Regions from separate parts of the Homo sapiens genome. Here region 1 is linked to region 2. Evidence: read pairs that join two places in POLR2A ChIA-PET (ENCODE). Cell type or tissue: IMR-90. All regions are shown on one strand. Each heading gives the region's core, and the rest is flanking DNA. Links, peaks and the distances in the headings are about the cores only.

Region 1 (7,876 bases), core at 622-4,621, 550 kb after region 2:
TACTTCTAGAAATGTACCCTACAGATATCCTGGCAAAAATATGTAAAGATCCACATTTTTAAATGTTGATTGCAATATTGTTTGCAAATGGTAAAAGACTGCCGGACGCGGTGGCTCATGCCTGTAATCCCGGCACTTTGGGAGGCCGAGGCAGGTGGATCACCTGAGGTCAGGAGTTCTAGACCAGCCTGGCCAACGTGGTAAAACCCCGTCTCTACTAAAAATACAAAAATTAGCTGGGCCTGGTGGCAGGCGCCTGTAATCCCAGCTACTAGGGGAGCCGAGGCAAGAGAATCGCTTGAACCCGGGATGCGGAGGTTGCAGTGAGCTGAGACCACGCCGTCGCATTCCAGCCTGGGGGACAAGAGCGAGACTTCGTCTCAAAAAAAAAGAATATGGTAAAAGACTAACGACCTACGTGTCCCTCAATAAAGAACCTGTGAAATTATGAAAAATACATTCAATGGAATACCATATAGCCATGAAAAAAATGAGTTAGATCTATATGTTCTGACTTGTAAAGATCTCCAATATATATTAAATGAAAAAGGGCACAATGCAAGATGCGGATGGTATGATTCCAGTTGTGTACACACACAGACACACACAACACATCTGCTAATTAAGTTTTAACATACTGCATGTAAGTAATATATACTATATGTTTATGTTCCATGTTATATATTGTTTTGTATGTTATATAATTATACCTTAGAACTACATAGTATAAAATAAATTATAGGTATTATAGTATTTATAATGCAGTATGGGGCCAGGGATGGTGGCTCAGGCCTGTAATCCCAGCACTTTGGGAGGCCGAGGAAGGAGGCTTAAGGCCAGGAGTTTGAGAGCAGCCTGGGCAACAAGCAAATCTTTACAAAAAAATAGTTTGTCCTAAAGACAAGGTCTTTACATATATATAAAATATATATTATATAATATATAATATAATATATAAAATATATATTATATAATATATAATATAATATATAAAATATATATTATATAATATATAATATAATATATAAAATATATATTATATAATATATAATATAATATATAAAATATATATTATATAATATATAATATAATATATAAAATATATATTATATAATATATAATATAATATATAAAATATATATTATATAATATATAATATAATATATAAAATATATATTATATAATATATAATATAATATATAATATATAAATATATATGTATTTATATATGTAGATATATAATATATAAAATATATATAATATGTATCATATATAATTTATATATTATATATTTTAAATATATAATTTATATATAATATATAAAATTAATATATATAATATATATTTTATATATAAAATTAATATATAATATATATATATTTTATAGAGCGAGACGGAGTTTCGCTCTTGTTGCCCTGGCTGGAGTGCAATGGTGTGATCTCGGCTCACAGCAACCTCCACCTCCTGGATTCAAGCCATTCTCCTGCCTCAGCCTCTGAAGCAGCTGGGATTACAGGCATGAGCCACCACGCCTGACTAATTTTGTATTTTTAGTGGAGACAGGGTTTCTCCATGTTGGTCAGGCTGGTCTCGAACTCCTGACCTCAGGTGATCCACCCACCTCAGCCTCCCAAAGTGTTGGGATTACAAGCATAAGCCACCGCACCTAGCCTACAAAAATATTTTTTAACTTAGTCAGCTGTAGTGTAGTCCTAGCTACCCAGGAGGCTGAGGCAGGAGGATTACTTGAGCCCAGGAAGTCAGGGCTCCATGAATAATGAATGTACCACTGTATTCCAGCCTGGGCAACAAAGCAAGACTCTATCTCAAACATAAATAAATAAATAAAGTTTACTTTTAAAGTAAATCCTAATAGTTTACCATGAGTTCAAGAGCAAAGTCTATAGGCAATGCATTTATTTTGTTTAAGTTACAGTCAACTGTACATATTAGGCACTCAAAAAAGTTTATGGACAAATAGAATAGCTGTTGGACAAATAAACATAGACATTAACTAGAGTAACAATCAGTTTTAAAAGTATAAAGAGGGCCGGGTGTGGTGGCTCATACATGTAATCCTAGCACTTTGGGAGGCTGAGGTGGGTGGATTACTTGAGGTCAGGAGTTCGAGACCAGCCTGGCCAACATGGTGAAACCCCATCTCTGCTAAAAATACAAAAATTAGCTGGGCCTGGTGGTGCACATCTGTAGTCCCATCTACTTGGGAGGCTGAGGCAGGAGAATTGCTTGAACCCAGAAGGTGGAGGTTGCAGTGAACAGAGACTGCACCACTGCACTCCAGCCTGGGCGACAGAGCAAGACTCCATCTCGGAAAAAAAAAAAAAAAGTATAAAGAGATTTCTAGAGTGTGCAGGAAGCTGAAGTGGCTGGTTCTAGAGATGACAGAATTAGCTGTAAGAAATCAGAGCACAAATCTGGGCAAGAGGAAGCACCCCAGCTTGGTTACTAGAGGGAGAAGAGGCTTGCCACCAGGAGGAATAAGTACAAGAAGGAAACAGACAGAGAACAGTTCCTAGAGATTTATTATAATCTGTTTCTTCTTTGGCTTTTTGCTTTGCCCCATATGCACACATAGTAGAGATTTCTATAATCTGCATTCTTCTTTGGCTTTTGTTTTGCCACATACACACACATACTCAAATAATCAAGTGGCCTAAACACAGAGATTAGAAACCAATCAGTAAGAAATCAGAAGCCCTACCAGTCTACCCCTCCCCGACCCTGCATCTGATGTGGAGCCATAGTCAAGTGCCTAGGAGGAAGACAAGCTTGAAGGACGACCCTTAATAAAGAGCTTCTAGGAAAGTTCAGAGATCTCAGAAGAACTTGGTGCACAGCCAAAGCGCTGACAAAGGCCTAGGCGCTAGCTTTCTAGAACAACTGGAAAATAGCCACAGCTGCCTTCCCAGCTTTGCGTCACAGAAAGTTAATTACTTGTTGCATCATCAGCACTGTCAGAATCATCCTGGGGGCGGGGGGGAAAAAAGACAAAGCACCTGTAGACCCTGCAAAGCAGGAACATTTGTGTTAACAAATACTGCTTCCTCTCTCCTGTTCTCCAAGTTTCTTTTTGTGATTTCCTAAACCACCCAACTTAGGGGGCTAATATGAAAGGTTTTAACTTACTTTGGATGTTAAGTAAACCAACACTACTTTGTCATACATCATTAGTTTCAGGACTTTTTTTTTTTTTTTTTTTTTTTTTGAGACAGGGTCTTGCTTCATCACCCAGCTGCAGTGCAGTGGCATGATCTCAGCTCAGTGCAACCTCTGCCTCACAGTCTCAAGCGATCCTCCCACCTCAGCCACTTGAGTAGCTGGGATTATAGGCTACTGTGCCTGGCTAATTTTTGTACTTTTGGTAGAGACAGGGTTTTGCCCTGTTGCCCAGGCTGGTCTCAAACTGCTGAGCACAAGTGATCCACCTGCCTTGGCCTCTCAAAGTGCTGGGATTACAGGCGTGAGCCACCACACCCACCCTAGTTTCAGAATTTTAATTAATGCTATTGCTCCTTACAGCTGGGGTAGGTCTTCTCTAGGATGGAGAAACAGAGGGGTAGATGGAAAGCAGGAGGGTCTTGCTAGGGTTTTCTAAAGCCTGGAGAAGAATATTAGCCTTCTTGGGCCAGGCGTGGTGGCTCACGCCTGTAATCCCAATACTTTGGGAGGCCGAGGCGGGTGGATCACCTCAGGCCAGGAGTTCGAGACCAGCCTGGCTAACATGGCAAAACCCTGTCTCTACTAAAAATACAAAAATTAGCTGGGCGTGGTGGCAGGCACCTATATTCCCAGCTACTCAGGAGTCTGAGGCAGGAGAATCTCTTGAACCCAGGAGGCAGAGGTTGCAGTGAGCCAAGATCGGGCCACTGCACTCCAACCTGGGCGAAAGAGTGAAACTCCTCCCCCACCCCCCAAAAAAAGAATATTAGCCCTCTTGGGTCAAACTCAAATTTGGTTAACAGGCACTGAGAACTACTGTGTGCTAGGAACTGGGATAGGAGCTCTCTAGTGGGTTGTTTTTAAGGGCTACAAAGAAACTGAAGGGTTGAGGGGAAGGCTTTACTTACATCCAAATCATCCATGGCAGGTGGAGGTCTCTTGGTGCTGACCTTCTTCAAAAGCTAGTGGGAAGAAAAAATAATCACAAGGGAGAAGGGAGTGAAGGAAGAACAATCTGCACATTGATGGTCCATAGAAGAATGGTTGCAGCCAGAACTGGTCAGGCAACTGCTCCCATCTTTAAAACATCACTGGAATTAATTTGAGAAAAGTAAATTGATCCCCTTCTTAAAAGAAAATTTAACACAAATCCAGATTGGAGTCGGCTAGTGTTTTTATAACTGAAACCAAATAATATAACGACAGTGTGTGATTTACTGGGGGCCAATTATTTATGATGTGAGTTTTTATACTGCTAGTTTTAACATCCCATGAAGTTGTCTGGCTTAACACGCGCACACACACACACACACACACACACACACACACACACACACAGAGGCCGGGTTTGGTGGCTCACATTTGTAATGTGAGCACTTTGGGAGGCTGAGACAGACAGATCACTTGAGGCCAGGAGTTCCAGACCAGCCTGGCCAACATGATGAAACCCCATCTCTACCAAAAATACAAAAAAAAATTAGCCAGGGGTGGTGGCGCATGCCTGTAATCCCAGCTACTCAGGTGGCTGAGGCACAAGAATCACTTGAACCTGGGAAGTGGAGGTTGCAGGGAGCTACTGCACTCCAGCCTGGGAGACAGAGCAAGACTCTGTCTCAAAAAGAAAACCACACACACAGGCCAGGCATGGTGACTTACGCCTGTAATCCCACCACTTGGGAGGGTGAGGCAGGTGGATCACCTGAGGTCAGGAATTTGAGACCAGCCTGGCCAACATGGTGAAACTCCGTCTCTACTAAAAAAATACAAAAATTATCCAGAAGTGGTGGTGGGCACCTGTAATCCCAGCTACTCAGGAGGATGAGACAAAATTGCTTGAACCCAGAGGCAGAGGTTGCAGTGAGCTGAGATCGCGCCATTGCACTCCAGCCTAGGCGACAGAAAACCACACACACACACACACACACAGAAAACAGTAGAACAAGAATTACAGAAAAGTGGAAAAACGTTTTGTCAAACTTCTTCAGAATACAGGCTCTACACTGAATAAGTGAATCAATGTATATAATTTCAATAATATTCTTTCCTCTCATCCCTATTAAATAAACATTGCACAAAATACGTAAAGAATATCAGCATCAATGAGTAACCTGCCTAGAGAGCTTGCATATCTCTGCTTGGCCCCAGTGACAATCCTCCAGAGACATGTGTGCAGAGAAACACAAAGAATGATCAAGTGGGCAGAACACAGTAGGTGTTGTCTCTCACCTCTGCATAATGTTCCACATGAGCCAGCTCCATCTCTTCATCCCCTTCCCAGTCTCTCCAGTTATCAAAGTCCACAGACAGCCACACTGGCTGCAAGAAGAGGCACCAAGAGTCACAGGCCAGGAGGGCAGGAGCAGGAGTGTGTGGGAGAGTGTGGGCATATGCATGGGAGCACGCCTGGGGAAAAGAGGGTCAGTAGGTCCCTAGTCCTCCCAACTGCACTCCTTTGACCAGGAACCTGCCAATCTACACACAAAGCTAGGCATGATAGAGTCTGAAAATCTCAGAAGTCCTACCCTCCGGCCAGGCGTGGTGGCTCATGCCTGTAATCTCAGCACTTTGGAAGGCCGAGGCAGGAGGATCACAAGGTCAGGAGTTCGAGACCAGCCTGGCCAATATGGTGAAACCTCGTCTCTAGTAAAAATACAAAAATTATCCGGGCGTGGTGACGGGCACCTGTAGTCCCAGCTACTCGGGAGGCTGAGGCAGGAGAATTGCTTGAGCCTGGGAGGCGGAGGTCGCAGTGAGCCAAGATCGTGCCACTGCACCCCAGCCTGGGTGACAGAGCAAGACTGCATCTCAAAAAAAAAAAAAAAAAAAAAAAGAAGTCCCACCCTCCAGGAGCCGATTGACTGAGGAGACAACACATCTGGAAAGATAATTGTATCATAAAGCAACATAGGCATTATGCCCTCTCTCTCTCCCTCTCCCTCTCCCCCTCCCCCTCCCCCTCCCCATGGTCTCCCTCTCTTTCCACGGTCTCCCTCTCATGCGGAGCCGAAGCTGGACTGTACTGCTGCCATCTCGGCTCACTGCAACCTCCCTGCCTGATTCTCCTGCCTCAGCCTGCCGAGTGCCTGCGATTGCAGGCACGCACCGCCACGCCTGACTGGTTTTGGTGGAGACGGGGTTTCGCTGTGTTGGCTGGGCCGGTCTCCAGCCCCTAACCGCGAGTGATCCGCCAGCCTCGGCCTCCCGAGGTGCCGGGATTGCAGACGGAGTCTCGTTCACTCAGTGCTCAATGGTGCCCAGGCTGGAGTGCAGTGGCATGATCTCGGCTCGCTACAACCTACACCTCCCAGCCGCCTGCCTTGGCCTCCCAAAGTGCTGAGATTGCAGCCTCTGCCCGGCCGCCACCCCGTCTGGGAAGTGAGGAGTGTCTCTGCCTGGCCGCCCATCGTCTGGGATGTGAGGAGCCCCTCTGCCTGGCTGCCCAGTCTGGAAAGTGAGGAGCGTCTCCGCCCGGCCGCCATCCCATCTAGGAAGTGAGGAGCGCCTCTTCCCGGCCGCCATCACATCTAGGAAGTGATGAGCGTCTCTGCCCGGCCACCCATCGTCTGAGATGTGGGGAGCACCTCTGCCCCGCTGCCCCATCTGGGATGTGAGGAGCGCCTCTGCCCGGCCGCGACCCCGTCTGGGAGGTGAGGAGCGTCTCTGCCCGGCCGCCCCGTCTGAGAAGTGAGGAGACCCTCTGCCTGGCAACCACCCCGTCTGAGAAGTGAGGAGCCTCTCCGCCCGGCAGCCACCCCATCTGGGAAGTGAGGAGCGTCTCTGCCCAGCAGCCACCCCATCCGGGAGGGAGGTGGGGGGGGGTCAGCCCCCCGCCCGGCCAGCCGCCCCGTCCGGGAGGGAGGTGGGGGGGTCAGCCCCCCGCCCGGCCAGCCGCCCCGTCCGGGAGGTGAGGGGCGCCTCTGCCCGGCGGCCCCTACTGGGAAGTGAAGAGCCCCTCCGCCCGGCCAGCCGCCCCGTCCGGGAGGGAAGTGGGGGGGGTCAGCCCCCTGCCCGGCCAGCCGCCCCGTCCGGGAGGTGAGGGGCGCCTCTGCCCGGCCGCCCCTACTGGGAAGTGAGGAGCCCCTCTGCCTGGCCACCACCCCGTCTGGGAGGTGTGCCCAACAGCTCACTGAGAACGGGCCAGGATGACAATGGCGGCTTTGTGGAATAGAAAGGCGGAAAAGGTGGGGAAAAGATTGAGAAATCGGATGGTTGCCGTGTCTGTGTAGAAAGAAGTAGACATGGGAGACTTTTCATTTTGTTCTGCACTAAGAAAAATTCTTCTGCCTTGGGATCCTGTTGATCTGTGACCTTACCCCCAACCCTGTGCTCTCTGAAACATGTGCTGTGTCCACTCAGGGTTAAATGGGTTAAGGGCGGTGCAAGATGTGCTTTGTTAAACAGATGCTTGAAGGCAGCATGCTCGTTAAGAGTCATCACCACTCCCTAATCTCAAGTAATCAGGGACACAAACACTGCGGAAGGCCGCAGGGTCCTCTGCCTAGGAAAACCAGAGACCTTTGTTCACTTGTTTATCTGCTGACCTTCCCTCCACTATTGTCCCATGACCCTGCCAAATCCCCCTCTGTGAGAAACACCCAAGAATTATCAATAAAAAAATAAATTAAAAAAAAATAAAAATAAAAATAAAAAAAAATAAAGCAACATAGGAGTCAACCAATAAGACAGACAAGCTGCA
Region 2 (4,000 bases), core at 1-4,000:
AGAAACTCATTTTAAATGCTTCATCAAGAGGGCCCTGGGAGCTGGGCACAGTGGCTCACGCCTATAATCCCTGTAATCCCAGCACTTTGGAGGCCAAGGTGGGTGGATCCCTTGAGCCCAGGAGTTCAAGACCAGCCTCAGCAACATTGCCCAGGTCTCTGCAAAAAATACTGTTAGTGGGGCCTGTTGGCACATGCCTGAAATTTCAGCTACTCGGGAGGCTGAGGCAGGAGAATCACTTGAACCAGGGAGGTGAAGTTTGCAGTGAGCTGAGGTCCAGCCACTTCACTCTAGCCTGGGCGACAGAGCAAAAGTCTGTCTCAAAAAGGGAAAAAAAAAAAAAAAAAAAAAAAAAAAAAAAAAGAGGTCCCTGGGGCCAAAAGGGGTGGGGCAAACTCAAGCCCAAGAATTAATAAACACAGCTTCAATTGAGCCCCTCCCTTCCTCCCTCTACAATATTCCCCAGTCCCATTCTTGGGCTTCCATCTCCAATCCTTCCCCAGCCATAATCATAGGAAGACTATGGAGGCTACTAGGGGTGGATAAGGAGTTTTCTAAGGGGCTAGTTGTTGGATTATAACTGGGGAGGCTCAGATGAGTAAATACAAAGGCACACAACTTCACTGTCTTCAGAGTCAGACTCTGCCAATCCCAGTTTTGTGGTTGTTGTTTTTTTTTAGACGGAGTCTTGCTCTGTCACCCAGGCTGTGGAGTATAGTGGCGTGATCTTGGCTCACTGCAACCTCTGCCTCCTGAGTTCAAGTGATTCTCCTGCCTCAGCCTCCCTAGTAGCTGGGATTACAGGTGTGTGCCACCATGCCCGGCTAATTTTTTTTGTATTTTTGGTAGAGACGGAGTTTCGCCATGTTGGCCAGGCTGGTCTTGAACTCCTGACCTCAAGTGGTCCACCCACCTCAGCCTCCCAAAGTGCTGGGATTACAGGCATGAGCCAGTGTGCCCAGATTAATCTGTTTTCATTCTTCCCTGGGGTAGGGTGGACACAGGATGCTACCCCAAATGAGGAGAGGGATAGGCATGGAAGAGGGACATCCTGGCAATTTCCCTTTGGCCACGTCCCCACCTTCTGTCTCCCTTGCCACCCCTCCCTCTTGCTACCACTTAAGATATCATACACTAAAATGCACAGAGAAATCAGGATCCAAAACCAAGCTCTATTTTTTTTTTTAAGATAGAGTCTCTCTATGCTGTCCAACCTGGCTTCAAACTCCTAGTCTCAAGCAATCTTCCTGCCTCAACTTATTGAGTAGCTGGGACTACAGGCACACATCACTGTGCCTGGCAAAACCAAGCTATTTTTATGACAGGTGAGCCTATGTCCTGGGACCTCTGGACCTCTGCGGCAGCCCCCAACTCTCTCTCCTGAGGGGCTGAGTTGTGGAAGACTATAGGCTTCTTGCTTTGAGCAATCAGATGCCAGGCGAGAGGGACACTTGGCGGCACTATTGGACTCAGGCAATAGCAGTATTTGATAAAGCCTGTAGTCTCAAAAAAACAAAGCAGCAGGTCCCAACCTCCCCTGCAGGGTACAAGGAGGAGGTGGGAGTGGCAGAGAGGCTGAAGAGAAAGGGAAACAACATGTCCCTCTCCTAGGTATGTGTGGAGTCCCTGCCAGGGCACACCACGGCTGACCAGGAGCTCCACTCCTCCCCTACGCCCCTCCCCTCCCCAACACCCCTCCTTTCCCCCACTTTTCTCCCCTACACCCCTCCCCTCCCCTACACCTCTCCCCTCCCACTGTCACCAGGCCAGGTGACCACACATTGCCTCTACTTCAGCACTTACAAGGCTAAGCAGCCAATGGCCACCAATGCTGGCCACTCATAGCCAACGCCACACACACAAACACCCATACACACGCAAAGCAGCCCCAGGGCCAGGACTGTGCAACTAACTCCCTCAGCAAGTGTCGGAGCCACAGCTAGCCCTAGCTTTGTCAGGGCTAGTCTTCACTCAGCTTTCTGCTGCAGAGCCCAGAACGGAAGGAGGGGGTGGGGAGCAGTGAGTGTAGCGGAAGGGTACACCTGGGTTCTGGCTCCAGTTTGACTCCCAATCACTTGAGTGACAATAGGCTAGTGACTTCCCCTCTCTGGGCCTCAGCTTCCTAAACCACAAAATGAAGGAGTTGAAGTTGATTATTTGCAAAGTGTCTTCTAGCTCAAGAAGTGTATAATGAGGCCGGGTGCGGTGGCTCACGCCTGTAATCCCAGCACTTTGGGAGGCTGAGGCAGACGGATTGCTTGAGCTCAGGAATTGGAGACCCTGGGCAATGTGGAGAAACCCCATCTCCACCAAAAAATACAAAAATTAGCTGGATGTGGTGGTGCATGTCTGTAGTCCTAGCTACTTGGGGGCCTAAGGCAGGAGGAATGCTTGAGCCCGGACGACAGGGGCTGCAGTGAGCCGTGACAGCTGCCACTACATTCCAGCCTGGGCAACAGAGTGAGACCCTGTCTCAGAAAAACAAAACAAAACAAAAAACAAAAAAAAAGAAAAAAAGAAAAGAAAAATTTAAAAAATGCTAATGACAGAATGATGAAATATTCACAATGTTATATTTCCAAAAAAAAATGGCCCAAGCCACTCCTACTTCTGAGGTTAGTTGCTTAGCAATAATATCCCCTCCCCTCTTGCTATCAGTTGCCCACTCTTTGCTGTCTCCTCATGCTTTTGACTTTGATCTTTACAATATGAAAAATAAAAATAAAAAGGCCGCGTGGCTCACGCCTGTAACCCCAGCACTTTGGGCGGCCAAGGCAGGAGTATCACTTATGCCCAGGAATTCGAGACCAGCCTAAGCAACAGTGGGGACCCTCTAGAAAAAACATTTAGGCTGAGCACAGTGGCTCCCACCTGTAATTCCAGCACTTTGGGAGGCTGAGGCAGGTGGATCACCTGAGGTCAGGAGTTCGAGACCAGCCTAGCCAACATGGTGAAACCCCGTCTCTGCTAAAAATACAAAAATTAGCCAGGTGTGGTGGCACATGCCTGTAATCCCAGCTACTTAGGACGGTGAGGCATGAAAATTGCTTGAATCCAGGAGGTGGAGGTTACAGTGAGCTGAGATCACGCTACTGCACTCCGGCCTGGGTGACAGAGCAAGACTCTGTCAAAGAAAGAAGAGAGAGAGAGAGAGAGAGAAAAGAAGAAAAGAAGAAGGAAAGAAGGCCGGAAGGAATTTAAAAATTAGCTGGGCATGGTGGCTTGTGCCTGTAGTACCAGCTACTTGGGAGGCTGAGATGGTGAGATGGGAGGATTGCTTGAGCCTAGGAGTTTGAGGCTGCAGTGAGCTATGATACCACCACTCCAGCCTGGGCTGCAGAGCTAAGATCCTTTCTCAAAAAAAAAAAAAAAAAAAAAAAAAGGGAGGGAGGAACCCAGGGATAGCATGATTTCCTTTCGTCTTGGGAATACCCCTAAAAATACCCTCCCTGCTTTGGACCCAGTGACCAGGAAAAACAACCCAAACTCAGTTTGGGAGGAAGGGATGTACTATGCATACTCTCCATGGCCGCTGGGTTTTAGGGATGAAAGGGACCAAAGCCCTGGGTTGAGAATATTTTTGGACAAAGGTTTGGGGTTCTTCTAGAGCAAGGTAGCCCTAATTTGCGTTGAATCCAGGAAAGAGGTACAGGTTGGATTGCGATTTGGGGAGGAGAAGCCATCAGGCTCTCGTTCCAGCCCTGGTGCCCTACCCTTTAATGCCCATGAGACACCTAATCCCTTAAATGCTTCCTGGCCCTTATCCCCAGGCACTTGGAGCAGGTCTGATGGGCCTTTGCTGCTGGTCCATATGTAGGTCACTGACTTTGCCTCCTCAAAACTGCTCCAGAACACATTTTTAGTCATGAGCCGCATAGCAACGTTTCAGTCAACAGACGGCATACACAACCGTGGTCCCATAAGATTGTAATGGAGGCTGGTTGTGGTGGCTTATGCCTGTAATCTTAGCACTTTGGGAGGCCAAGGCAGGTGGATTGCT

Evidence for each region. ChIA-PET counts read pairs that join two places held together with the same protein. Peaks named below come from ENCODE experiments on the same cell type or tissue, not always from the same donor. Only the 100,000 strongest peaks of a DNase experiment are listed, where the experiment ranks them.
Region 1: POLR2A ChIA-PET joins it to region 2 with 8 read pairs; 1 of 35 experiments calls an interaction of 5 or more read pairs at or near these places.

The regions. Positions count from the first base shown.
Region 1 is chr17:42,966,201-42,974,076 of GRCh38, forward strand. PTGES3L-AARSD1 (PTGES3L-AARSD1 readthrough) reads right to left here. Exons shown (of 17, transcript NM_001136042.2): 5 at 5,407-5,496; 6 at 4,089-4,142. It overlaps PTGES3L (prostaglandin E synthase 3 like), which reads right to left. Exons shown (of 7, transcript NM_001261430.2): 5 at 5,407-5,496; 6 at 4,089-4,142; 7 at 1,903-2,986. The coding sequence ends at 2,948. Among named protein-coding and RNA genes, the nearest start is that of AARSD1, 5.7 kb to the left of the region's middle. RefSeq lists a silencer at 3,159-3,359 and an enhancer at 6,429-6,995. In IMR-90, for the core only: no CTCF peak of the experiment used is centred there; DNase peaks (open chromatin) are centred at 2,911 and 3,281.
Region 2 is chr17:42,413,237-42,417,236 of GRCh38, forward strand. All of the region lies in intron 1 of CAVIN1 (caveolae associated protein 1), which reads right to left. Among named protein-coding and RNA genes, the nearest start is that of CAVIN1, 8.0 kb to the right of the region's middle. In IMR-90, for the core only: no CTCF peak of the experiment used is centred there; no DNase peak of the experiment used is centred there; H3K27ac peaks cover 818 bases.